4 separate regions of the Homo sapiens genome follow, and all the other regions are linked to region 1. A link is a contact called in ENCODE Hi-C or POLR2A ChIA-PET data. All regions are on one chromosome and are shown on one strand. The core of a region is the stretch at or near the end of the contact, and the rest is flanking DNA. Distances in the headings are between cores, read along the strand shown. Region 1 holds the start of ATP5F1A (ATP synthase F1 subunit alpha). Region 2 holds the start of SMAD4 (SMAD family member 4). Region 3 holds the start of CFAP53 (cilia and flagella associated protein 53). Region 4 holds the start of ME2 (malic enzyme 2).

Evidence for each region. Hi-C counts contacts between places; a loop is a spot of excess contacts on that map. ChIA-PET counts read pairs that join two places held with the same protein, here RNA polymerase II (POLR2A). Pooled maps may share reads with other maps.
Region 2: a map of CD8-positive, alpha-beta T cell shows a loop between it and region 1 (8-fold over the local background). The contact joins the promoter of SMAD4 here to the promoter of ATP5F1A in region 1. A Hi-C loop is called at or near these places in 1 of 168 maps with a recorded cell type or tissue (CD8-positive, alpha-beta T cell) and 11 of 50 pooled maps. POLR2A ChIA-PET finds 5 or more read pairs at or near these places in 2 of 52 experiments (activated CD4-positive, alpha-beta T cell and activated T-cell).
Region 3: a pooled map shows a loop between it and region 1 (4-fold over the local background). The contact joins the promoter of CFAP53 here to the promoter of ATP5F1A in region 1. A Hi-C loop is called at or near these places in 8 of 50 pooled maps.
Region 4: a loop to region 1 is called in a map of CD4-positive, alpha-beta T cell, with 7 times the contacts of the local background. The contact joins the promoter of ME2 here to the promoter of ATP5F1A in region 1. A Hi-C loop is called at or near these places in 2 of 168 maps with a recorded cell type or tissue (CD4-positive, alpha-beta T cell and naive thymus-derived CD4-positive, alpha-beta T cell) and 7 of 50 pooled maps.

What each region holds. Positions count from the first base shown.
Region 1 is chr18:46,094,155-46,100,379 of GRCh38, forward strand. It overlaps ATP5F1A (ATP synthase F1 subunit alpha), which reads right to left and starts at 4,142. Exons shown (of 12, transcript NM_004046.6): 1 at 4,018-4,142; 2 at 899-977. The coding sequence starts at 4,077. RefSeq lists enhancers at 3,508-3,567, 3,542-4,741, 3,658-3,807.
Region 2 is chr18:51,027,251-51,033,964 of GRCh38, forward strand. SMAD4 (SMAD family member 4) reads left to right here and starts at 2,963. Exons shown (of 12, transcript NM_005359.6): 1 at 2,963-3,373. It overlaps LOC107985152 (a long non-coding RNA gene), which reads right to left and starts at 2,844. Exons shown (of 4, transcript XR_007066370.1): 1 at 2,668-2,844. RefSeq lists enhancers at 813-912, 2,548-2,717, 2,574-3,192 and a silencer at 2,998-3,577.
Region 3 is chr18:50,262,543-50,269,800 of GRCh38, forward strand. It overlaps CFAP53 (cilia and flagella associated protein 53), which reads right to left and starts at 3,953. Exons shown (of 8, transcript NM_145020.5): 1 at 3,794-3,953. The coding sequence starts at 3,862. MBD1 (methyl-CpG binding domain protein 1) reads right to left here. Exons shown (of 17, transcript NM_015846.4): 17 at 6,304-7,258. RefSeq lists enhancers at 3,357-4,202, 3,549-3,678, 3,849-3,918, 5,545-5,734 and a silencer at 5,895-6,164.
Region 4 is chr18:50,876,144-50,882,850 of GRCh38, forward strand. It overlaps ME2 (malic enzyme 2), which reads left to right and starts at 2,975. Exons shown (of 16, transcript NM_002396.5): 1 at 2,975-3,165. RefSeq lists an enhancer at 2,764-3,265 and a silencer at 2,804-3,363.

The sequences.
Region 1 (6,225 bases), core at 2,892-5,391:
GTGTACACATACACACACACACACACACACACATATACACACACACTCTCACACACATATATATTTAACCTTTATTTTAAAAGTCCAAATACTCATCTCCAAAGAAATTCCCCAACTTATAGTGTCTTCCTATGCTTGCCTCCCCACTTCTCTACTGCATCTGTAATGTGCAAGTTCACAGATTGCCAAATATCTAGTAGCTACTGCCTTTGAAAAAATAAAACCTATCAGTGGACCGGTGCAGTGGCTCACGCCTTTAATCCCAGCACTTTGGGAGGCCGAGGCAGGCATATCACAAGGTCAGGAGATCGAGACCATCCTGGCCAACATGGTGAAACCTTGTCTCTACTAAAATACAAAAAATTAGCCGGGCATGGTGGTGCATGCCTGTAATCCCAGCTAGTCAGGAGACTGAGGCAGTAGAATTGCTTGAACTCAGGAGACAGAGGTTGCAGTGAGCCGAGATCTTGCCACTGCACTCCAGCCTGGCGACAGAGCAAGATTCTGTCTCAAAAAAAAAGAAAACGAATAAGAAAACCTATCAATAAGAACTTACATTTTTTCTAATGCCTTTTAGAAAAGGAAAAAGGAAGTCTTCCAGAGGTCACAAAGATTCCATTACCTAGTGTATGTTCTTTCTGTTTCTACCCAAGGGCCATTACCAGAACAAAGAAGCCATACTAATATCAAAAGAAAAATATGTAACAGTAGTTCATTTGACTATAACAAGAGAACCATGACAGGGCTAAATGGTAACAATATGGTTTAAGAACCTGAGAGTCTATACAAACTAGAGAAAAAACTAACAAATGAAAAACAACTCACCACAGTTATACGATGTATGTAATTTATATCTTCATCTAGTAAGTGCGGCGTAGACTGAGAAATAATAACTTACCAGTCTTTTGAAGATGAGTGTTAGAGGCATGGAAGTTCCTTGCAGCAATGAAAGATGAACCCAAAGCATTTCTGGAGACCTAGTGCAAAAGTATTCTTAAAAATTTGATTTTTAACAAAGCCTTTATAAAACTTACAAGCTTAAACAAATGCCAGCTTAGTGTGATCAAAGTACTGGTGAAAATGCTAATTACATATAAAGCATTTTGTTTAAAATGTCAAATGGGAAAGTAGCTTTTGATATATGTGAAAACCTTTTATACAGCTCCTAGTACACAGTAAACACTCGCATATTTTTAAAATGCAGTCTGTACTTTATTATTATTGTTTTTTTGAGACGGCTCACTGCATCCTCCACCTCCTAGTCTCAAGCGATTCTCAGCCTCCCGAGTAGCTGGGACTACAGGGGTGCGCCACCTCCACCAGGTTAATTTTTTATATTTTTAGTAGAGACGGGGTTTCACCATGCTGGCCAGGCTGGTCTCGAACTCCTGACCTCAAGTGATCCACCCGCCTTGGCCTCCCAAAGTGCTAGAACTATAGGCGTGAGCACCGCACCCGGCTTATTTTTTTTTCTTTTTTGGGACAGGGTCTCACTCTTGTCACCCAGGTCGGAGTGCAGTGGCTCAATCACGGCTCACTACAGCCTCGACTTCCTGGGCTCAGGTGATCCTCCCACCTCAGCCTCCCCAGTAGGTGGGATCACAGGAGTGCGCCACCTGGCCAGGCTAATTTTTGTACTTATTTTTTTTATAGAGACAGGATTTCATCATATTGCCCAGACTGGGCAGTAAATAAATATATATTTACTGGGCAGTAAATATATATATACACACACATTTTTTTTTTCCTTCTGAGACGGAGTCTCATTCTGTCACCCAAGCTGGAGTGCAGGGGCACGATCTTGGCTCATTGCAACCTTCACCTCCCAGGTTCAAGCGATTCTCATGCCTCGGCCTCCTGAGTAGCTGGGACTACAGGCGACCACCACCATGCCCGGCTAATTTTTTTATTTTTAGTAGAGACAGGGTTTCGCCATGTTGGCCAGGTTGATCTCGAACTCCTGACTTCAGGTGATGCACCCACCTTGGCCTCCCAAAGTGCTGGAATTACAGACGTCAGCCACTGCACCCGGCCTGGCAGTCAGTATTTTAAAAAGCAACTATTGGCAGGGCACGGTGGCTCATGCCTGTAATCCCAGCACTTTGGGAGGCCAAGGCGGGCGGATTACCTAAGGTCGGGAGTTGGAGACCAGCCTGACCAACATGGAGAAACCCCGTCTCTACTAGAAATACAAAATTAGCTGGGCGTGGTGGCACATGCCTGTAATCCCAGCTACTCGGGAAGCTGAGGCAGGAGAATCGCTTGAACCTGGGAGGCAGAGGTTGTGGTGAGCCAAGATCGCGCCACTGCACTCCAGCCTGGGCGACAAAAGCAAAACTCCGTCTCAAAAAAAAAAAAAAAAAGCAACTGTTAACAAAATGTAAGTGTCTTTCCCTTTAAAGGTACCCAATTTTTATTATTTTGACTTTAGATGTATTTTAATGGAGTTGCAGGAATTCTAAGATAAACAGCTTCCTACAAGGGGCAAAACTCAAAGTAGTTCCAATTTTACTTAAAAACAACAACAACAACAACGACAACAAGCGGCCGGGCACGACGGCTCATGCTTGTAATCCCAGCACTTCAGAAGGCCGAGGCGAGCGGATCACCTGACGTCAGGAGTTCAAGACCAGCCTAGCCAACATGGTGAAACCCCGTCTCTACGAAAAACTACAAAAAGTAGCAGGGCATGACGGCGGGTGCCTGTAATCCCAGCTACTCGGGAGGCTGAGGTGGGAGAATCACTTGATCCTGGGAGGCGGTGGTTGCAGTGGGCGGAGATCACGCCATTGCAATCCAGCCTGGGCGACTGAGCGAGACACCATCTCAAAAAAAAAAAAAAAAAAAAAAAACAAGCAAACAAAAACTGAATAAATGCTAGAGTTAGATTAGAAACCAAGAGTTGTGGCATGTGGACTTATTTTACTCTCTCAACAAATCCTGCAGCCACCTGGAACTTCCTTCAGTTTCTCCTTCAAGTTGTAATACTGCGACTGGTCACTGTCAATTCTGAAGCCTCTACCTTCCATAGGAGCTAGATGAAAACCGTTAAAAATGCTTTTTTGTTAACAGAAACCCAAGATGCTACCAGCGGTTGTTAAGGCAGCAAAACAGCCAACATGTTTATTTCACCTTTCAAATTGAGATTACTTTTAGAACAAAAAAAAAGTGTCAGTGTCAATGCGTTTACACTGAAATCATGTTAATTTCAAGGGAAACAAATAACGAAGGGTATTAATCCTTACAGCCATTTTCCAACCTTGTTCTCTTTTACTTGAATTCTCCATCACTAAAAATTACTCAAAACCAGGTGGAAAACTCAAGGACAAATTCTTTAAACACGTCCAAGTGCCACAAAGCACACACTCTGCCGGAGAGACAATTTAGAAACCAGCTTCACTGTTGTCACAGTGCTGGCCACATGAAATGGTTCTTTGCACCTGCAGGACGTTTTCACGGTCGTTTCGTATTCAGCACTAAGAGAAAGCCTACGTAAGTATTCCAAAAACCACCTTCATTTATTCCTTTCCTCTAAACTGAGCTCCAGGCAGAGGTGAAATGCTGGGCCTGCTGACCTTCACACAATGTCAGACTCCACTGACTAGCTTCAACAAGAGCTGACAGCAGTTTTCTGACCTTCAGCGGGACGCGACCCTAAGAATCGAAAGAGAGGAACCTCACCGATTCAGAACAGGCCTCGGAGAGCTAGCGCCCAAGCCCTGACCTTCACCCAAGATCCCCCTTCTAGGGCCGCTGTCAGCCGAAGACAGGAATCTTGAGGCCCTGTCTCTGGACACCATCGAGTTAACTGTCTGCCCTGTACCATTCTGCCTCTGCGCAGGTGACGAGCAAAAGGGCACCTGTGTCGCCTGCTCTGTCCAGCCGGAGAAGCCACGGGTGCAAGATGGCGGCATTCGCCACAGCCCCTCGCCCTCCTGCAGAGAGCGCCCGAGCCGGCGCACCACCACCCTGCAGCCCCACCCGGCCGCCTGCATCATGCCGGCCTTCGGTGCTCACCAGTCCGGCCCGCCGAGGAAGGGCGCGGACCACGGCCGCAGCAACGCGCACGGACAGCATCTTTGCAGTTACTCCGCAGGCGGTACTTCTGCAGCCGCAGCCTCCGGACTGACTGGGACAAAATGGCCGAGCCGCAAAGAAGGTCAAGACAGCCGGCCCACCTGACCCGGAAGTACTGCCCCTCGCGTTCACCACCTCTCCCCCCGCCCCCGCCGCCACTCTGCATTTTTTGGCAGGTTACTTATTTTTTTATGTAACATTTTTAAGTTTAAACCTCAAAATGAATGATTAGATATATTCCGGCTTTGGTCCTGGCATTCGTTATACATTTATTTTGGTCTTTTGAGTCGACCTTGTGGTTGCCCCGGGTGACCACGTGGGTAGCTGAATCTGCTAAGCAGCAGTTCCCAGGCCCCATCTGGTGCTAGAGGATGAGGGCCTCACCCGTCTGGGGTCGCGGCTGTCTTGAGGACCAGGGCGATTAATAGTGTCGGTAGTGTTAGACCGTGGTTTAGCACGAGTAGCAACAGTGAACAGCTAAACCCCGGGACTGGCCACCAGCAGGGAGCCTCCCACGGAGCCCGTTAATCTGCAGATCTTAGCCCCACTTCAGACCCTCTGAGTCGAAAATTCGGGGCAATCTGAATTTTTAACAAACACCAGCACCGTTCCACGTGATCCGATCTGCGCTCAGGTTAAAGATTCCCAGCTTTTTTAGATTCATTCTAAAAGAATCCTGTCAGTGAATTAGAGCAAACTGTTTAAAAATCCTGATAACCGGGGGAGGGGAGCATCAAGATAAATAGCTAATACATGCGGAGCTTAATACCTAGGTGATGGGATGATAGTTACAGCAAACCACCATGGCACACATTTACCTGTGTAACAAACCTGCACGTCCTGGACATGTATTCCGGAACTTTAAATTAAAAAAAATATATCAACAATCACAAGGAGGCCTAGAAGAGTCATTGCCAATCCTACTGAGAATTGTCCAGAATCAGAAGTTTACACCAGGATAGGACGAGGACTCGCTTTTTCCTCTGCCAACATCTAGTTCATGCTATTGGGAACTCTGCTTCTTCATTTGGAGTCAAAGGGAGATGATGAAAAAACACTTTCTATGCTTACCTGGATGGGCTTTTTTTTTTTCTCCACAGAATTACCATACTGAGATTTTTGTGATATATGCAAGATTTGTGTGTGTGTGTGATGCTGGTTATTATTATGTCATAGTGGACACTTATTAACGTTGCCTTCACTTTTCTTTTTTTTTTATTTATTTATTTTATTTTATTTAAGACAGGGTCTCACTCTGTTGCCCAGGAAAGAGTGCAGTGGGTTTATCACCATTCATTGCAGCCTGGAACTCCTGGGCTGGAGCAATCCTCTGACCTCAGCCTGTGCCCCTGTGGTCCCACCACCATGCCTGGCTAATTTTTTTGTAAAGACGGCGGTGGTGGGCAGGGCGTGGGGGGAGGTCTCTCTATGTTGCCCAGGCTGGTCTCGAACTCCTGGCTTCAAGTGATCCTTCCTCCTCAGCCTCTGCGCTGGGCCCGCTTTTCACCGTTTGGAGAAGCATTTTCAGTTCCATCCCCCAAATCCTGGCTTACACCTAGAACCTGAATTTTGGTGAGGCAAATAAATATCCGGGCTACAAGGGTCATCTCCTGAAACATGGCTTGTAAACACGTGATTAGCCATCCTTTTCTCTAGTATCCTACTCTTTTCAAGGTAAGCCATGGGAAAATAGAGCAGCAGTTCTCCTGGGAATCAGGGGTACAAAAAGGCTGTCCAAGCCAGGCGCAGTGGCTCACGCCTGTAATCCCAGCACTTTGGGAGGCTGAGGCGGGTGGATCACCTGAGGTCAGGAGTTCGAGACCAGCTTGGCCAACATGGCAAAACCCCATCTCTACTAAAAATACAAAAATTAGCCCGGCATGGGGGCGGGCACCTGTAATCCCAGCTACTGGGGAGGCTGAGGCAGGAGAATTGCTTTAACCCGGGAGGCAGAAGTTGCAGTGAGCCCCAGATTGCACCACTGTCCTCCAGCCTGGGCAATAAAAGTGAAACTCCATCTAAAAAAAAAAAAAAAAAAAAAGAAAGAAAAAAAGAAAAGAAAAAGAAAAAGGCTGTCCAAGTAAAATAAAATACAGAGACAAATCTATAAATTTAAAACATTTGGGAAGCAATAATTGCCATTCAGGG
Region 2 (6,714 bases), core at 1,713-4,212, 4.9 Mb after region 1:
AACCTCCACAAGGCTAAATAAAATAAAATTACATTTGTGACCATCAGAGAACTGAAGAACTATTAACTGGCTGTTCTGGTTTTGCTGAGATCGGGCTGTTGACAGTTCCTGGTTGTCCCACAGCTACCCATGTCAGTTATCTCCACTAACATTTCCAAGAATCTTTGTAGGACAATTTCTCCACCTGCAAGGTCTTTCAAGTAAGAACTCTTCTTTCCTTTAAGGCAATTAGCCCATTGCCAAAAGGTTTTACTGTCTTAAAGCTGGAACTATCTGAGATCTAATTCCAAGGACTTTTCTACAGCTAAGTGAGATGCCTCACACCAGTATTAGGTGATTCTTCGTGAGGACAGAACAGAGCATTTTCATCTTGTGTTTAAAGCAATTTGTTGGCTTCGGCTCCTCACCACTTTCTATACCAGTCTCCCATTCACGTCCCTAGTAATGCCTATGCCAAAAAAAAAGAAAAAAAAGAAAAAGCTGACGGTGAAACCTACAGGTTTAAGGGCTTAAATCTCAACCTTTGTGTTAGGAGTAACAGGAGTGTGCTGAGAGGGCAAGCAATAAAACAAGTCATACCAAAAGGCCACATTGGTCTCTCCTAAGCCCCAATCCCACTCCACTCCTGTGGCCAGTAGTCCAAACAGAAAATAACTGGAGAAGACGAGGAGGTCAAGGATCAGGAAACTAAACGTTATGTGAATTCACCAGCAAGATGTACAGAACGCTTGCGTTTACATTGTTTTTATGGAACTAGCAGAATAAAACTGATCTATTTTAAAAATGAAAAAAAAAAAAAAACAAAAGAAAGAAAACACAGTTGCCACTACTTGAGAGGTGGAAGGAGGAGCAGTGTCCCAGGGCAAAGTTGGGTTTCCTTAAGTAAAAAGGTGAAGGGAACCTGAAGGGAAATTCTGAGAAGAGGTTGAGCTTACAGGGAATATCATTTGCATAAATAAATACATGGTGTGGTAGACTCTAAAGAGGCCCCATATGATTCCCACCTCCTGGTGTTCAAGCTTTTGTGTGTTTCCTTCCCCTTCAATGTAGGTGGCGCCTGTGATTTGCTTCTGGCCAGCAATGTATGGCAAAGGTGACAGAGTATGAGTGATACTGTGTATGTGATGATGTTACATAAGATTGAAACCAGTGTCTTGCTGAGACTCTTCCCGTTGCTGGCTTCGAAGAGGCAAGCTGCCATATTGTTAGCTTCCCTATGGAGAGCACCACATGGCAAGGAACAGAGGGGGTCTCCAGCCAACAGCCTGCAAAGGACTAAGGCCCTCAGTCCTGTAGCCTGCAAGGAACTGAATGGTGCCAACAACCACATGAACTTGGAAGCAGATCCTTTGTTCCAGCCTCACTTTGTAGAGGACCCAGCTAAGCCATGCCTGGAATCCTGACTCAGAGAATCTGTAAGATCATAAATGTTTGTTGTTTTAGGCTTCTATATTTGTGGTGAGATTGTTATACAGCAATAGGTAACTAATACAGACGGAATAGAAGAAGTTTAGTTATAACAATGTCTCAATTTCTTAAAAACTTCTTCTGAGGTATATTACCTAAGATTCACATATTGATCTGTTACCAAATCATGTTTTGTAATCTATCAGCTGACAGATCTTCCTTCAGTTTTGTTGACAGAAAAGATTTGAAAACTATCTGACTTGAAAAATAATTTAATATCCATTCACTAAGGTCATTTACTTTCTCAGCATAGATACCGATTTTTGAATTGTCCCTTTTGGATTGCTGGGGAGGTTCTGCATTGATCCCATGCACCTTAGTAGTGGGTGAGAATTTTGACTTTCTTCTGTAAGGTGGGAGGACAGTTTTGAAAGGGGATGCTGTGTCCTCAGCTCCTTTCTCAAGCTGGGCAAGTTTAGAAAATAGAATATATAGCAATGGAAGATGTGGAAATGAATTCCCTTAAAACTGGTCTCCATAAACCCCAGGGGTAAGAGAACACCAGTTTGGAGCTTTAGGGGCTTTCTGGTCAAAGAGGGAATGGCCCAGGCGGTGATGTGGAGGATAGAATGAAGCACTGAGTATGAGTGGCGAAGGCGTACGGTGGGTGTAGAGATTTTCTGGGCGACGTGACCTAAGAAATGACTTTAGAACTGGCTAATCATTGGTTTTGGAGGGACTAAAAGTAGTTCCTGGTTGGTGAAAATAAATCATTAATGCGTTTTAAATGAAAAAGAAATGCATGCGTCTTGTAAAAAATGTGAAATAAAAGAGGCATAAAGTCAAAAGCAGAGCCTATGCCTTCCCCCACCAAACAAACAGGTAACCTAGTTAACAGGTGTGTCGTAGGATTCGAAGTTCGCCTCCAGCTCCGAGAGTGCGCCTACATCTCTTCCAACAAAATCCACTCACACTTGCAACGCCTGGCAAGGCTCTTCAATATGTGATTCCTTGACTGTCCTGTGCGTCTCTCGAGTGTAAACACCTCTGGGGCTCGTGATTCGGGGCTGCCAGAAAGAGAAGGAAGGTGCCGCCAGCGTCTGTTTCTTCCCGAAGTGAACTCCTACAACCTAGCCACCTTCTCCCCAGAGCTGTCGACTGGCTGTTGAAGGCCAATTTTTGTGCCTACGCAGGTCCTCAACACAGAACAAAACAAAAAAACAACAAAGGCCGGGCTAATAGCTATTTATAAACACTTACTGGACGCCCACTCTACGCCGAGCTCTCCCGCGCTCCTTGGATACTTTTTTGCAACGAGATGCCAATTTCCCCGGCGACCACTCCCTCAAACAGGCCTTCGCCTCCGCCCGCGCTGAGGCCCAGGCCCAGGTCCAGATTCAGAGCCGCCCGCCGGCTGGCGCTGCCCTGTAGGCGCCTGCGCAGAGCGACCCTCCCCGTCACTCGGAGCGGGAGGCGGGGGCAGCCGGGAGAAAGGAAAGCTGCGGGGGAAAAGGGCCAAACCCTGAAATTACCCGGATGTGGTCCCCGCGCGCGCATGCTCAGTGGCTTCTCGACAAGTTGGCAGCAACAACACGGCCCTGGTCGTCGTCGCCGCTGCGGTAACGGAGCGGTTTGGGTGGCGGAGCCTGCGTTCGCGCCTTCCCGCTCTCCTCGGGAGGCCCTTCCTGCTCTCCCCTAGGCTCCGCGGCCGCCCAGGGGGTGGGAGCGGGTGAGGGGAGCCAGGCGCCCAGCGAGAGAGGCCCCCCGCCGCAGGGCGGCCCGGGAGCTCGAGGCGGTCCGGCCCGCGCGGGCAGCGGCGCGGCGCTGAGGAGGGGCGGCCTGGCCGGGACGCCTCGGGGCGGGGGCCGAGGAGCTCTCCGGGCCGCCGGGGAAAGCTACGGGCCCGGTGCGTCCGCGGACCAGCAGCGCGGGAGAGCGGACTCCCCTCGCCACCGCCCGAGCCCAGGTAACCGCGCCATGTCCCCTCCCCTTCCCCCGGCCGGGCCCGCGCACCCCGCCTGTGGCTTCCCCGCCCCGGGGCGGGCTCCCGACGACGGCGGCGGCGGCGGCGGCGGCTGGGAGCGCGCGGAATCCTCTGGGAGGGCGACCGCGGCGGCCTGACGAGCCGGGCCGGGCGGGCCGGCTGAATGCCGGGCGGCGGTGCCTCGCGTCCCTCGGGCCCCCAGCTCCGCTTGCAGCTCGTGGGAGAATCAAGTTAAACTCGGACGGGACTCCTGCCGCGGCCGCCGCTCCTCTTTGTTGTTCTCAGTAGTTTCACGGTCGCCCCGGCTGAGCGCGTTGGGTCGGCTGGAATGTGTTGCCTTAGGGTCTAAGTGAAAGTTGTAAATTGTTTGTCTAAATTTATTTTCTCCAGCCAATTTCTGTTTTGTCTTTGTCCCCTACTTTCTCTTCCTAGTCTTGTCATGCCAGTTTACGCTTCTGGCTTTGATATGTTTACTTTTTGAGTACTGAGAGTGACAGCGGTATGCAGGACACATTCTTAGCACCTAACTGAACCCCTCCTTGCCCCCAATAAAACATGCTTCCTAATAAAAGACACAGCTGATCTTACTGTTAGCACTGCATGTACTGACAGTGAAATTGGTGTAGGGTGGAGGGCGGTGGCTCCATCACTTGTCCCAAACTGCTGTTAGGATTTCTCAAACTAGATTTTCAAAGACACAAGTGTGTTTAGTTAACCTGAAAGGTTTATTTGCTGGTGCAGAGGCTTTAAAAAGCCCTGTTGAAGATTGATAGCTGTTTCCCTTCAAAAACCTAAGTACGTTTGTTTTTATTTAAAAAAACACATTTATTTCCCAATTAGTTTCTTAATGCATTTAGTTTTTGCACCGTAGTTTAAGGTGGAATTGCCAGTTATTTAGGAATAATAAACACAACAGGATAATAGCGGAATTACCCTGAATTGACTTTCTGCAAACATATAATCTTAGCTAATTTTTGTTAGTAACCTTTGACTTTTGCCAGAATTAGCATCCTTCTAGTCTTAGTAGCAGCTTGGTTACTCGGGTGTTTTAAGAAGTAGGTTCACTCCTTTTTGCTGGCAAAAACCATTTAGTATCAAAAAAAAAAAAATGCGTAATTTCGTAATTAGATTTAGAACAAGGCATTTGAATAATTTTTATGGTGGATTTCATAAATTACTTTTGCCATACCCTGCAGAGACTAGATAATATATATTTCAGTTGAAATCTAGGAAGTTCTAAAATGTAACTTTTTTTTAATGCTAAGGACTTACTCTCTCTATATTGGAAAGTTCTGATATGATTAGTACATAATATTCCAAACTGTAAAATGATTAACATTTAAAAATACGGTTTTTAAAATTAGTGTTTCTTCCATAATGCTGTCATGATTTTGTTTACTTAAATGGGTTTGTTACAGAACAAATGTAATAGAGATGGACCAAGCATTTGTAATTCGGAGTAGCTTTAGGTCTAAAGACGATGGTGAATTATGTAGGTTTAAGTTGTTGGAATTAAAACTAAAAGCTTCTTTTGATAAAAGTCGTTATAACATTTTGTGACTCTATTAATAGAAGTGGCTTTTTCTTTGCTTTCCAGGTTTTTGGGCGAGTTTTAAAGAAGTATTGCATCTTCGTTTTTTTTATTTTTGAAGTGGGAGTGTATGTTTCTGTTTAGGTCACTGCCTTCATTGTAAATCTTGAGTTTAGAAAAAACCAAACTGCAAATCTGTTTTTCAGACTTAATGAAAATTTGTGCCGAGAAAGTCACTTTGAAATATTTTGGAATAAGTTTTACATGAATGATTGATCTTTTATGATAGCTTTGCTGTTTGAAGCAATTCTCCCTCTACTAGGAAGCAGCAAATCTTACTTTTAAAAACCTCTGCTTCACTTTCTTAAGCTACATTTTAGTCGAGCGATTGTGTGTGAATTCTTTTTCTGTATTCCCCTTCAGTTTTTCTTTCTCCCCGCAAATTAAGGAGCGAGAATTAACCTAATTTATGCTGCCCAGTCACACTCCAGCTCTCCCACTTGGAAGCAGTTTTTTTCTGATTGAGCCAGTGTTATAGTAACATCATTAGACACTATTCTAATTGAGGTGTGAGTTACTGAGGCCTCTGCTAGGGAGGTTAACCCTACAGAATCTGTAGGGTTCATTATATTTAAACTGCATATTTCGGCTTGTCTAAATTTTTGCCTATTTTGGTGAAAACATGTTGTTTTGTCGATGTTTAAACTTAGTTCATTTTGTCCCTCTCTAGTTCATGACTAACCATTTTTTTCATTTTTAATCCAGCGATTTTTTTAGAGTGGTTCTTTAAGCATCTTGTATTAGCCATTTCAATGGTCATTATATATGTTTGGATTTCTCTTATTTTGTTGAACTAGAAGACTGTGTGGTTACGCCCCAAAATTTTTTTTTGTCTTAAAGCCATGATGAATGGGGTGACTCTGAGGTGACCATTAATCGCGTATAAAAGTAACCTGACTAAAATGTTTTCATTGTTTTCTACAGTTAAAGGACTTACACCAGCATAACACAGCATTTTTTTTTTTTTTTTTTTTTGAGATGGAGGCTCGCTCTGTTGTCCAGGCTGGAGTGCAGAGGCGCGATCTCCACTCACTGCAAACCCCGCCTTCCGGGTTCAAGCGATTCTCCTGCGTCAGCCTCCTGAGTAGCTGGGATTACAGGCATGTGCCACCACGCTTGGCTAATTTTTGTGTTTTTAGTAGAGACGAGGTTTCGCCATGTTGGCCAGACTGGTCTTGAACAACTGACCTCAGGTGATCCGCCCGCCTTGGCCTCCCAAAGTGCTGGGATTACAGGCGTGAGCCACTGCGCCTGTCCTATAACAGCATTTAATACAGTTTTGTAAAATTATCACATTTTGGGCTTTTTGTTCAACAGTTGATGAAGTCTCAATTGTTTTAAAATGAGAAATTCAAACAGTTCACAAATATATCTAGATATATTCATTTGAGCTACTTGTAGAATGATGCTGTTTGCATATATCAAGCATATGCTTGATCATAAGTCAGATTTAGAATTTTTGGATTTTGTTTTCTCTTTCTAAAATGTGTAATTTTGGTAATGGGAAATTTGACTGAATTCCAGTTTCTCAGGAACAAGGTATTTTAGGTTGTGTCACCTTAACACTATTACCTGGTGTAATTGGCATCCGGGAACATTTGTTTTTAACTATGAGAGTGAATGAAAACTAGGGTAGTGCTTACATATGTAAAACTAAGATGGTAGGTAGTCGGATTCTTACAATTTATAAGGTTCTCATAATCTAAGCCTTGATGAGTTGCTACTGCAAATT
Region 3 (7,258 bases), core at 2,703-5,202, 4.2 Mb after region 1:
CTGAACTTGCTTCAAATAGGGCAGATAAAACAAGAATTAGAGGTCTTCTAATTCCCGACCTTGACATTGCCACTCATTATTCCACATTATTTCTCACGGTTGGACACCATAGTTATCACATCAAAATACTTTCAATGAAAAGGTGCTACTATGCGAATATATAGAAAAAATATACATGTGTGTATATACATGTATATGTGTGTGTGTATATATATGTGTATATGTATATGGATATATAACGAGTTGTGATAATGAAAGATCTTTGACTAAGAAGGAAGAAATGAAGTGAGGGAGGAAGAGAGGAGGGAAAAGAAAAAAAGCTGGTGGTAGAACTTTATTCCTATTTCTATGGTGCCCAGAAGTTTTAATGCAAAGAGTGTGTTCCTGACCTTTTGGGCTACTTTGAATTTCTATAAATGTACTGTTTTTACAGAAATGTCCACTAAAAAAGTTAGAAATGCATGTACCATTTGAATATATATAGATACACTTAATGAAATCACATAGCCTATATCTTTTTCCTTTCTGTATTCCTAGCATTGAACATAATGCCTACTACAGTGAGGTCCTCAATAGAAATGAATGAATGAATGAGTGAATGAATGAAACAATGTTGCTGGGTGGGCTTGATGCAATTTCTGCACCTCCTGGAGCCACCATAAAATCCATAGTCTTGAGCTTTGTATTTTCAGGAACAGTTTTATCAAGTCATCCTTAGGTAAGTTGTGAGATACTGGGGTGCTGATTCACAGAAACAAAACTCTTAAGAGACAGAGAGTCAATCTGATCTTTTACATTTAGAATATCACCATCAGGATTACCAGAATACTAGGGTTAGGTGTTTGTAATGAAGTCTCCTGAGGAAAGAAAATCAACATTTGAAGACAGTTTAATGAAAAGATTCAGGGCTCAGGGTACACATATAGGTACCTAGATTTAGCTGAACAAGATAAGGCAAGCCTGGGGTGGTAAGGAGACAGAAGATGATGCTGGGGGTTATATCATGGAAAGTAGCTAATCCATGTCATAATTATCTGGAGCCTAGAGCCAGCTAATTAGATGACTGTTCTCCAATACAGTTGGCATTTTATGAATATAGATCTGTGAAAATAAAGCAGAGGAGGATCACAGTGGCACCCTTGGCAGCATACACAGCAGGAATTAAGGGTCCCAGTGTGAGCTGAGAACAGGAATGAAACACCAAGTAAATCTAGAAACACTGGCTCCAGTTGTCAGGACAGGAAACAGGGCTGAGGGATATTTTGGCTGAAGAGGTGACAAATACCATGAGCAGTACCCAAGGGGTCAGGAAGCCTTTTAAGGCTTGGGAATCATGTGAAGGACTCTGGTCTGGGAAGGACCCAATCTCTTGATAAGTTAGGGGTATGACCTGGAGTTCTCAAAAAAGGTGATGCCAATCCCAGCACAGTCGTGGTATTGTTCAAAGTCTGTACTGTTCAATATAAATATAATGCAAAACAGATATGTAATTCTAAATTTTCAAGTGGCTGCATTTAAAAAAGTAAAAAGAAACAGGGGAAGTTAATTTTGATAGTATATTTTATTTAACCAATATATCCAAGATGTTATCTTGTCAATATGTGACTCTAGGCACATTTCAAGTGCTCAAATGCTATGTGTGACTAGTGGCTACCTATTGGACATCACAGCTCTAAACCATGCTAAAGTCAGGAAAACACAGGATATTTTACTAACTACTGTGGGTTTTCAAGGTCACTGAAGGCTGTTATTGTAGCATCTCCAGTTATAGTTATTAGGATTACAATTTACAGTTCGGTTGTCTTAAAGAACAATGCTTTACATCCTAGGTTTGATTCTGGCCTCTGTCCATTACTAATTGAATGGAGCAAGTTACTTAATCTCTTTGAATCTTAGTTTTCTCACCTGTCAAATGAGCAAAATAAGTATCCTCCTAATGGATTCCTAGGAGACACTCATCAAATAGCTGCTCCTTTTGATGTCCCATTACTTCAGACATTAAATTTTTCACAGGTTTCTCCTGGGGAATTGTTTAGGGTCCAAGTCTCATCTGCTGGTGGCTTTAATTCTTGCAACACAATTCTGCTACCTCTAACATCTATCTTTCTTATCACACTCAGACACCGGAGGAGCAGATGCACCAACTCTAACCTCCTCCTTTTCCTCTTAATTCTTCTTAGGTGCAAAGTATTCAATAAGCCCGCTTCTCTGGTTTAGTGTTTTTGTTTGTTTTCTGTTCCTTATTGGTTCCCAACACAAGTAATAGCACCCAACAATGGCTCAGCCCCTGAGCCCAGTGTTTGGATACAGAACCCAAAGTAGATCTTCTGTCCTTCATGAAGTGTGTTTATAATTATCACCTTGAACCCTACAGCCTACTTATGTGTCCCATCTACTGCTTTCCAGCTCCAGATCTTACAGTACTTGGACCTAAAGAAGGAGCAGGTCTATAGGTTGACTGAAGTTTGCTATGTGCACTGTGGAGCATAATAAAACTGTATCACTGATCTTTCATCCATCAACTGACATCACAGACAATATAGCACATCATTATTTACCGTGCTAACCTTTAGTGGTTTCATTCTACCTAAGTTTTTTTTTGCAATTGGATTACAAGTTGAGCACCCCTAATTTGAAAATCTGAAATCTGAAATGCTCCAAAATCTGAAGCTTTTTGAGCACCCACATGATGACATAAGTGGAAAATTTCACACCTGACCTCATGTAAGGGGTCACAGTCAAAACACAAGCAAACAACACATATTTATTCAGCATCCCCAAGGGGAAAATAAAATTACCTTCGAGGTAATGAAATATAAATAAATTCTGTGTTTAGACTTGGGTCCCCTCCCCAAGATATTGCATTATGTATATGCAAGTATTCCAAAATCCAAAAAAAAAATCTGAAATCCTAGACATCTCTGGTCCCAAGCATTTCAGATAAGGGATACTTGACTTGTATAAGCTCCTTGAAGGGAGGGCTCAGGCTTCAATAAAGAGTTAACCTTCCAGGATCATTGTATCCACCCCTGTATCTCCCACAATACTGCGCACACAGCAGGGGCTCAAGCAATAACTCTGCCTACATGTTAGTTTTCTGGTGGGTAGAAACTAATTTGTAGAAACAAAAAAATCTACATGTATGGACCAATAGTGTCTGAGGTTCTCAGCAGGAACCATCAAATTCTGCAGCAAGCACATTTTCCTGGCCTACTACCACTCCAGCCTTAGAGGCAGGCACCTGAGTTTTTCCCAGGTCTGAAGGGACACTTCTGTCCAGCAATGGTTACTGGTTGAGTTGGCACAGGAAAGGCGTTGGGTGCTATAACCACTCACAACCTAATTCCCCTTCCTCAGACGATTTTCCTAGGAGTGAAAGACCAGCTCCAAATCATAGGCCCGCCCTGCCCCCAGATCTGTCTCTGGGCCGGGTGCCCTTTCCATAACACACACTCGCCACTGCATGGGGGACAGACATCCTTCCGGTGTCTTGGAGACTGAAAAACCCTAAGATCCCTAGTGGTGATTCTCCAAAAACAGAACCTAAATATTATAACTTTGGGGGCAGATGAAAGGCTGTAAGGATGAAAACAGAGGGAGATGAGTGGGTGAGAGGTGGGGTAGATAGGTGAGCGACCTTATCTTCCTTCTTTCAAAATTCAACCCACTGCATCAGGCGACACCCGTTCCCCTCGAGAAGGCCCCGGGTGGGGGCCGAAGTGGGATAGGCCAGGCCTGGAGTGCGGAGAGATGGAGAAAGCTGTAGGGTCTGGCAGACATATCCTGTGCTTACCACGATCACCACTTTGGGGGTGGGGCCCTTAACCTCCCGCTGTACGGTGCCAAACCGCTGGCTGTACATTTTCGAGTCCCCTTCGGGACGGGGGCGGCGTCCGCCGCGTTTCCCCCAACCGTGGCGACCTGCGGGACCCGCTTCCGCGACGCAGAAGTCTGGTTGCCATGGTGCGCCTCGCGGGATTAGGGGCCGGTAGAGGTGGGCGGGTCGGGCGGAAGTCGGTCTGGTCACCATGGGGGCCGCAGACGCCTGCACTCGGGACTTCCTCTTCCAGCTGAGAAGCTGAGCCTGCGCAGTCCTCACCCCGCCCCTCGGCCAAATCCCGCCGACCTTGCTCCCTTCCTCCAGGGTTCATCAGAATGGCAGAAAAAACCTCTAGCCCAAGAAAAATCAAAGCTCTAATTACAATTCCAGTTGACTTTGCTATTTATATCTTGTAATGGTCTAAAAGTATGAAAAAGGTTAGCGAACATTTTTTGGGAAGCTTAAATTTTGCACTATCTGTAGGTTAATCTTGATGACGGTAATAATCACAGGAAAACCTTATATTTGTGTAGTTCTTTACAATTTCCAAGATATTTTCACACACACAGCCTTTTAACCTCACAGATTTTTTCTGAGACAAGGTCTCGCTCTGTCGCCCAGGGTGGAGTGCAGTGGCGTGATCATGGCTCCCTGCAGCCTCGTCCTCCTGGGCCTCAGCCTCCAGAGTATCTGGGACTACAAAGCCTGCGCCACCACGCCCTGCTAATTTAAAAACAAATTTTGAAGAGACAGGGGGTCCCGCTATGTTGCTCAGGCTGGAACTCCTGCTCCTGGGTTCAAGCGATCCTCCCCACTGCCCCTCCCGCCGGCCTCCCAAAGTGTTGGAATTACAGGGTGCGCTACCGCGCGTGGCCGCAAATATCTTACAGGGTTGATAGAATAGCAAGTAATACTATCCTTATTTTCCAGCTAAGGCAAAGCTCAGGGAGCCTAAGTGCCTTGTCAAACCAAATAACCAGTAATAATAATAATTTTTTAAAACCTGTTAATAAAATCTTCCTATTTGCCATTGGCAGAAACCAGGGCTTAGACTCAGGATATCCTAGGATGGGGGCAGATCAAATGGACTAGTGGGGCAGTGGCACGACCTGGTGGAGCATAATTAAGAGTCTGAGGGTCACAGTGGACCAGGGTCAGGATGTGGATCAGAAGTCCAGTAACTGGTTTCTGAGAATCAGGATCCAGGCAGAACAGGAAACACAAATCAGGGAACCAGGACGGACCTGCAGCACAGGTGGTAACCACAGTTGCATTTCCAGTCAAGAGCAAGGTGGTAATACCTAAAAGCCAATTAAGAATGACACTGTGATACTCCCATTCTAAAGTGGGGGTGAGCATAGAACACTTGTGAGCACATGCAACAAATCAGTACCTACGTCAAACTGACATATAATAAGTACAACTAATGTGTATGCCCTCTTAAGGACGCAATTTACTGTAAATTAGCATTCCTTAATCATTTGTAAACCACCCACTTCGGATTTTGTATGTGGTATGTTTCTAAATACGAATTCCATTTCCTGAATTGCTGGTTCAGCTTTTCAGCCACGAAATAATGTTTTTCTTCTCTTTTAATAATTCTGTCATTTTGTGTTCTTTTCTATAACGGTTCTTTCAATTGCAGTTCAGTAAAATACGCATTTGCATTTACTAAGAGTTTACGTGGCCTGAAACAGAAAACAAACAAATTAGGTGGTCGTCTCGGTTTCCTGGAGTGTCCAGAGGGGCGGTTCTTTGATCTTCGAGTCCAACGGGCTCCGGGCCCGCCCGTCGGTCCGGGCGGAACCACCCCCACCACACATCCTCCGGGAAGGCGGCAATGAAAACGCCTTGGGCCCGAAGTACGGCTTGGGAAAATCGGCGCAGATTCGGGGCCGCCCGTTGGGGATTCCCAAGGTTGTGCAGCCCAAAGGGCCTCGTCGGAATTTCTGAGGCGATGGGGTAAACCGACCCTTGGCGACACCCGGCCGCACTCGAACGTCCTAGGTCGTCGAGCCCCGCCCTCACCCTGGGCGAGCTCCGAAATTTAACCCCGGTTCGGTTTTGCCTGTTTTACCACTATTTGAAGAGGGGGACTCAGCTTCCCTCTGGCCCTAGCCCAAGTACTGGGGTTTGCGCCGGACGGAGACCACGCCCCAGGGCGGCCAGGCCAGGGGTGATGGGTGACGAGCGGTGCCTCCAGGGCCCCGGTGGGTGACTGTGGCTGGGAACTACGGGCTTTCTCGCCCCGGCGCCCCCTGGCGGACCCACCAGCAGGTTGAAGGTGTCCGGCCAGTGCTGAGCACCAAGAGCCTCAGCCTTCAGCCAACCCCCCGCCCCCGCGGCCTAGGTAAGTGAATCGCTCAGGGTCCTTGGAAAGAAGTGACCTTGATTTGATCTTCCCACCCACTATCCCAGTTTCTCAGAGGCAGTCAACACTGTTCCCACCAAACCACTCCCAAAAGAAACACTAAGCATGTAAGTAAGTGGGACAATAAAAATTTAAAAATAATTTTAAAATAGAACAGCTTAGAGATAGAAACTAAATTATTTCCAATTCCTACTGTGCCCCAAACAAGGTTCACAAAAGGGCTGTCCTCCCAACAATTTTCTGAATTCTATATATTCAGCATTAAATTCCATGATAAAGTTGGAAATCCATTCACCATTTGTAATACATATTGATGCATTTAATAAAATTGCATGGGCCGTATCTTTTGCATTTCTGTATCCTAGTATTAAGTACAGTGCCTACCACAGGCCAGGTTCTCAATACTTGAATAAATGACACAAAAATAGCCAGGACCAGCAAGTTTTTTCTGGGTGGGCTTCATAGAATCTCTGTACTTGCTGGAATCACCATGAAATCCATGGTCTTCAGCTTTGCATTTTCAGCCACATAGTTATATTGAGTTATCCTCAGGTGAGCAGTGAGACCCTTGGGAGCGGATTCATGGTAGGGTGGCTTTGTAATGTGTCACCTTGGTGAGGCTATGTTTCCCGGAACTCTCTTCCAGTAAGATGGGCCACAAGAGACATTTTGCTTGATAACCGGAGGGCGGAAGTGAAGCAGCAGCACATTGTTTTTACACTTGGAAGGTTGGTGCTGGGGCACCAGGCGTTGTTGCAGTTCACACGTTGCCATGTATCTGCTAGATCACCTCGTTGGTGTGGGCAGTAGTCAGGCCTGCAGCCAGGCCTGCAGCTGCTCCACCTTCCCCAGGATCATCCTTTCAGCTTCTCTAATTCCTGGGCCAGATGCATATTTAACTCTGTGAGGAAGGGCACCAGCTTCTTCTGCAGGACACCCACATCATCGAAGCTGGAGGTGGTGAGAGACTGACATGGGTTCCAGGCCATCCTCGTGGGTTCCAGCTCGTGCTCGTGGGCTCCACTGTGTCCTCGGTCTCCCACACTTTACATCCATCTTCCCTTCCC
Region 4 (6,707 bases), core at 1,725-4,224, 4.8 Mb after region 1:
TAGCCTCAGGATGGGGGCTGGTTGCCAGGGGAACCAACCATGTGATTAGAGGATTGGAACTTTTAGCTCCATCCTCTGCCCCCTGACCTCCTGGGAAGGAAGAGGAGATAAGGGTTGAGTTGATCTCCAATGGTCAATGATGTAATCAATCACACCTATGTAAGGAAGCCTCCATAAAACTCCAGAAGGACAGGGTTCAAAGAGCTTCCTGATTGCTGAACACGTGAAGGCATATGGAGGGTGGTAAGCCAAGAGAGGGCATGGAAGCTCCACACCCCTTGCCACATACTGTGCCCCATGCATCTCTTCCATCTGGCTGTTCATCTGTGTCCTTTATGACATCCTTTGTAACGTACGTAAAGTGTTTCCTTGAGTTTTGTGAGCCATCCTAGCAAATTAATATAACCCAGTGACAGGGTAATGGCAACCTGGGACTTGTGACTGGCATCTGAAGTGGGGGACACTCTTGTGAGACTGAGCCCTCAACCTGTGCGATGCGACACTATCTCCTGGTAGATAGCATCAGAATTGAGTTAAATGATAGGACACCCACCAGGTCACAGCTGAAGAACTGGTTGTTGGTGAAGAGCAACCCACACACATTTTGGTGACTAAAGGTGAAGTATTGTGTTCTGTGGTGACTGTGTGTGCACAGTAGCAGAAAAAGTTAGTTCTGTTTTCTTTTTCTTTTCTTTTTTTTTTTGAGATGGAGTCTCCCTCTGTCGCCCAGGCTGGAGTGCAGTGGCGTGATCTCAGCTCACTGCAAGCTCCGCCTCCTGGGTTCACACCATTCTCCTTCCTCAGCCTCCCGAGAAGCTGGGACTACAGGCGGCCGCCACCAAGCCCGGCTAATTTTTTGTATTTTTAGTAGAGACGGGGTTTCACTGAGTTAGCCAGGATGGAATTCTGTTTTCATTAGGAAGCCTTTGACCAATCACTGTAAGTGGCTAAGGGGAAAGAAATTGTTGTCAGAGCAGACCAGAAAACAGCAGTTTCTACCTCCTTGACAGTAGCGGGTATTTAATAAGGAATAAATTGACTTCAATGTAAGCAAAATAAGTTCCCTCCATGATAGCTCTCTACAACTTTCAATCTGGGATTATTCGAATGTAGGACAAACTGTCCTTAAATTCTTTAAATTGACAAACAATTGTATATAATTATGGTCGGGCGCGGGTGACTCATGTCTGTAATCCCAGCACTTTGGGAGGCCGAAGCAAGCAGATCACTTGAGGCCAGAAATTCGAGACTAGCCTGGGAAACATGGTGAGAAACCCCGGCTCTACTAAAAACACAAAAATCAGCTAGGCATGGTGGCGGGTGCCTGTAATCCCAGCTACTTGGGAGGCTAAGTCAAAAGAATCGCTTGAACCTGCAAGGCGGAGGTTTCGGTGAGTCAAGATCACGCCACCGCACTCCAGCCTGGGCGACAGAGCAAGACTCCATCTCGAAAGAAAAAAAATGTATATACTTTAATGCAATGGGATACAATGTAATGTTTCAATACATTGTGGAATGATCAAATTAGGCTAATATATCCATCACCTTACATGCTTATTTCTTTTTGGTGAGAATATTTTAAATCTACTCTTTCAGCCATTGCGAAATATACATTATGAACTATAGTCACCATGCTGTGCGATATTTCTAAAACTTACTCCTGAAACTTTTTACCCTTTGACCAACATCTCCCCATTCCCCATCTACCCCCCAACACCCCCACAACTGTCTTTCAAAGACAAAAGAATTTCACCTCTACTAATGAAGCATTTATGTAGAAAGACACTGGTAATGTTTAGTTTCCTTCATCCAACCTGCTGCATCTTGTAAGTTCCTGGCAAGCAGAGTTACTTTAGGTCATTCATATTTATAACCTCTCCTTGCCTGCGGTGGTTATTATAGCAACCACACCTATGGATTATCACCTAACTGGAGTTTCCTCCTCACAGGCCCCACCCTTCAATGTTCAGAGAGGGGCGATTGCCCCAGATTTTATTTAATTGTCAGAGTTTAGGAGGGAGCAATTCACTCTTCCCTACTTCCACTCCATCTTCTCAATCCTACATTTCCATCACTTTTAATTTTATTCTGCCTTGCCTCTTTTTTTATATTTTACATCTTATTTTTGAAATTGTCATTACCATGCCTTGTTTTAAGAGTACACAAGCTCATTATAGTAAAGAGTTTTGGGTGATAACATTTTCTGAAATAAGGGTGAAGAAATATCCTCCCATGTCACAACCGTTGGGAGGGCGGGGGTAGGGATGTTGGAAGGCACGGTCCCTGCGGCTTTCAAGGACAAGACAATTAAGTGTTCCGGTGCTTTTCTGAGGCAGAACATTGAGCATCTATTTATGGTGACTGTGACAGTGGAGGTGATTGGTAAATTCACCGCAGGCCAATAACCTTGCCAGCAGCCATGAGGAGTGGCAAAGAATTCTGCAGAAGAGCAAGTCCTAAGCACACAAAACAGCTCGGAAAGTGAAAGCGTCGCTGAAGTGCGGAAGCCTCGCATTTCCTGGGTCCTCTTCTTCCTTCCTTTGCCGTCTCCTGCCCTCCCGTTCTCCCCCTTCCTCTGTGGCTCAGGCAGGACAGACCCCAACTCCCAGCTTCCCTGGCCTCCGCGGGTTCGGAGACTGGGACCCCCGGGCCAGGAGTGCTGGGGGGCGCGGTCGGCCAGCCCCGGCTTCCTTCATGGAGCGGCGGAGCTCCACCTCCTCCTCCGCACTGCACTTCTCACATCCTCAGCATCGCGTCCACGAGGCCGCCCGCCCCGCCTCAGAACCGTAACCTCCAGGAGCTGGGTTGAGGAAGGCGCGGAGGACAGGAACCCCAGCGCCGGCAGCTAAGCCTCCAGACGGAGCCCGCCCCTCCGGCCGGTTCCTGCCTCCAATTGGCCCGCGAGCCCGTCCGTCTCCACCGTGGGCCACGCCTTCCGGGCCCCGCGGCTGGCCGGCTCCTCGCGCCCTCCCCTCTCTCGGCCGCTCTTCGGGCCGCCTCTGCGTGTGGGGCCGCCCGCGCCAGTGTGAGCCTGAGCTGACGGCGGCTCCGGGAGGCTCGCAGAAGGGGAGGGCCGGGCGGCGCGGGAGCTGAGCATCGCCAGGGCGGGCGGCAGGGCGCGGCCTCTCCGCCGGGTGTACCACCTGTCGCGGCGCGAGACCTCTGGTAAGGCCCGGCGCGGTGGGGCCCGGGCGGGGGTCCGGGAGAGGAGCGGGCGCCGGCCTCCCCTGGCCCGGCCCCGAGAGCCCAGCGCTGCCGCGCCTCCGGCCTCCGCGCGTGCGGCCCCCGCCGTTCCCGGCCTGGCGGTGGGGGCTGGGGGAAGGGAAGCGGTCTGCGGAGTCCGGGCTGAGGGCGAGGGACCGGCTACATCGCGGCGACCCAGGTTCCAGCGGCCGCGGCTCTACCCGGCGCGCGATTTCCAGGTTCCTCCGCCGGCTGGTGCCTGGGCGCCCCGCTCTCGCCCGGGAGCGAGGCCCTGGGCCTCCAAACGCCAGCATCTCTTTCTCGCTCTTTCTGCACCCCTCCACAAAAGGACTTCTGTGGCTGGAAACCCTTTGGCAAGCCTATCTCCTTTATTCAGTCGGGCCGAGTTAACGGCAGGAGTTAGGCTGTGTGTGTGGCTCCTCCCTTTAAAAAAAGACTTGCTGCGGGCTGGAGAGTTCTGAGATTGGACCGATTCCGTCTATTATTAAATGCCATCTGTGGACCGGGATTGGCAGGTGTTTCTTTCACGCTGGCGATAACTATCTCTGCATGTGGTGTTACCTAGGTGGTCCTAGGTTTCGACTTTCTTTTTTGGTTCCAGAGATAATTCTAGAAAATTTACGTTGCTTGTGGTGAGAAGCGTGATCAAATTAACACGTGCTTTCTTACAAAACGTTTTATCATCTTCTGTCTGTGGATTTACCTTCCTGATGCTTGTGGCTATCACCTCTAAGCAAAGAGGTTAATAGCATTGCTATTTCTGTTAGTGTTGCAGTTGATAACGATAACAATAGTAGCATGTATTAATTGCTAGTGACAGGCAGAGCGCTAGTTTCTACACGGATTATCTCAAAATAACCCTTTGAGGTTGATACTGTTACTGCCTCCACTTTACAAACCAGGAAACTAAGGTTTAGGTAGGTTAAGTAACTTGCCTAAGACCACAGTTTTAACGTGACAAAGCCTAGATTCAAACTCAAGTGGTCTAACTTCATAGCTGCATCCTCCACCCCCACTCCCTTAAACGTGTATACTCCTTAAGCATTGCTCATGTTGTTAAGCTAATTGCGATGTTGTACCCATAATTTTGATTTTCAATTTACAAATACTCTGTAAATTAGATGAGAGAAACAGTTGTTTTTAAAAACATACATATAGGCCGTTCGCGGTGGCTCACGCATGTAATTCCAGCACTTCTGGGAGGCCGACGTGGGTGGATCACCTGAGGGCAGCTAATTTTTGTAATTTTAATAGAGACGGGGGCTTCGCCGTATTGGCCAGGCTGGTCTCGAACTCCTGACCTCAAGTGATCTACCCACCTTGACCTTCCAAAGTGCTGGGATTACAGGCGTTAGCGACCGCGCCTAGCTCCTAATATGACTTTTATCATGCATTAATAGGAAATGTTGGGCTATGCTTCTGTAGAAATATTCTCTTGAGAATAATATATTTATGCTTAGTAGCTATTTCTGAGAACTGCTTATGGGTGACACCCTTAGAGGGTGTTTATATGTTTTTGTCTTTTAATATATTTATGAAAACAAAATATTCATAAAGGAAAAAACCCATTTACCATTTGGGAACTTCTTTTGTAAAATTAAAAACTTACAGCTATGTATGTATAATCTGTATATTAAGTTAAAAACTCTAATTGATTTTGGTGAATTTCAGACAAACTAGACATATTTTATTCTCTTTAAGACGGAGTTTTGCTCTTGTTGCCCAGGCTGGAGTGCAGTGTTGCGATCTCCACTCACTGCAACTTCTGCCTTCCGCGTTCAAGCGCTTCTTCTGCCTCAGCCTTCTGAGTAGCTGGGACTACAGGCATGCACCACCATGCCCGGCTAATTTGTGTGTGTGTGTATTTTGAGTAGAGACAGGGTTTCACCATGTTTTTCAGGCTGGTCTCGAACTGCTGACCTCAAGTGCTCCACCTCCTTCGGCCTCCCAAAGTGCTGGGATTACAGGAGTGAGCCACCATGCCCGGTGAACTAGCCGTATTTTAAAACACAAATAACATTAAAACCTATATTTACTAAGGATTAATATTACAGGACAAAATTCACACTAAATAAAAATTACATTGACTTTATAAAAAGATAACTTTTATTAGAAATTAACTATTTTATTTGAAAGTTACGATTTTGATTTTATGGTGGCATATTGTACCTCCTTTGATCAATATGTACAAATTTCAAAAGTGATAAAAAATATATTCTGTATATACTTGTTTAGGATGACATTTGATGTTGCCTGTATTTGTATACCATCCAGATTCTCATTCTTGACTTTGAGATTTGATTTGAAATATTTTGAATAAATGTTAATCATGATTATCCTTATAGCCTCTTATATTAATTTGATCATTAAAAGATGTTGATGCAGAAACAAGCAGGCATTTAGAAGGCACCTTGTGACCACCTTAGTCTACAACTACTAATAGTAATGCTTATGATAACTAGCCTTTCTAGAGCACCTAGAGGGCATTGTGATAAGCATCTTAATGAATTATCTAATTTAAATCTTAAAATAGCCTATTAAATAGGTCTTGTAGTTTAACGTTCCCATTTTACTGATGAGAAAATGCAAATTGGGGAGGTTGTGATTTACTCAGCATCACAGAGCTAGCAAATGGCAAAGCCAGGATTTATTTTGTTTTGTTTTTGTTTTTGAGAGAGGGTCTCACTTTTACCTAGGCTAGAGTGCAGTGGTGCTGTTATGGTTCACTGCAACCTCAACCTCCCATGCTCAAGCCATCCTCCTGCCTCAGCCTCTGAAGTAGCCAGGACTGCAGGTGTGTGCCACTACCCCCAGCTAGTTTTTAAATTTTTTGTAGAGATGGGGTTTTGTCATGTTGCCCGGGCTGACCTGGAACTCTTGAGCTCAAGCAACCCACCCACCTTGGCCTCCCAAAGTGCTGGGGATTACAGGTGTTCGCCACGGGATTTAAATCCAGGCAGTTTGACTCCAGAACTTGCCCTTTGACCACTCTGCTAGACTATTTCGTATGGGTTTTTTAAAGCAAACTTTGAAATCAAGTAGTCAAGCTCTTTATAGTGATGCTATTGTAAAGCTCTAAAGGCTTGACACTATTAATAATATGTATATATCAACATTACTACACAGAATTCTGCAAGTTTCCCCTCCCCCACTTTATTGATGAGAAAAATGAAACATCTAAGTCAATGGCTTCCAGACTTTTGGACTTTGCCAACAAGTAAAAAACTGTTATGTGTGGGGGACAATTGGGACCAGACGTAAGATCTCCAACTTTTATTTCTGTCAAGGTTGAGAATCTTCTTAAACACTACTGCAATCTGGTCAGGCACATTGGTTCATGTCTGTAATCCCAGCACTTTGGGAGCCAGAGGTGGATGGATCACTTGAGGTCAGGAGTTCGAGACCAGCCTGCCCAACATGGTGAAACCCCGTCTCTACTAAAAATACAAAAATTTGCTGGGCATGGTAGCACACACCTATAATCCCAGCTACTCAGTAGGCTG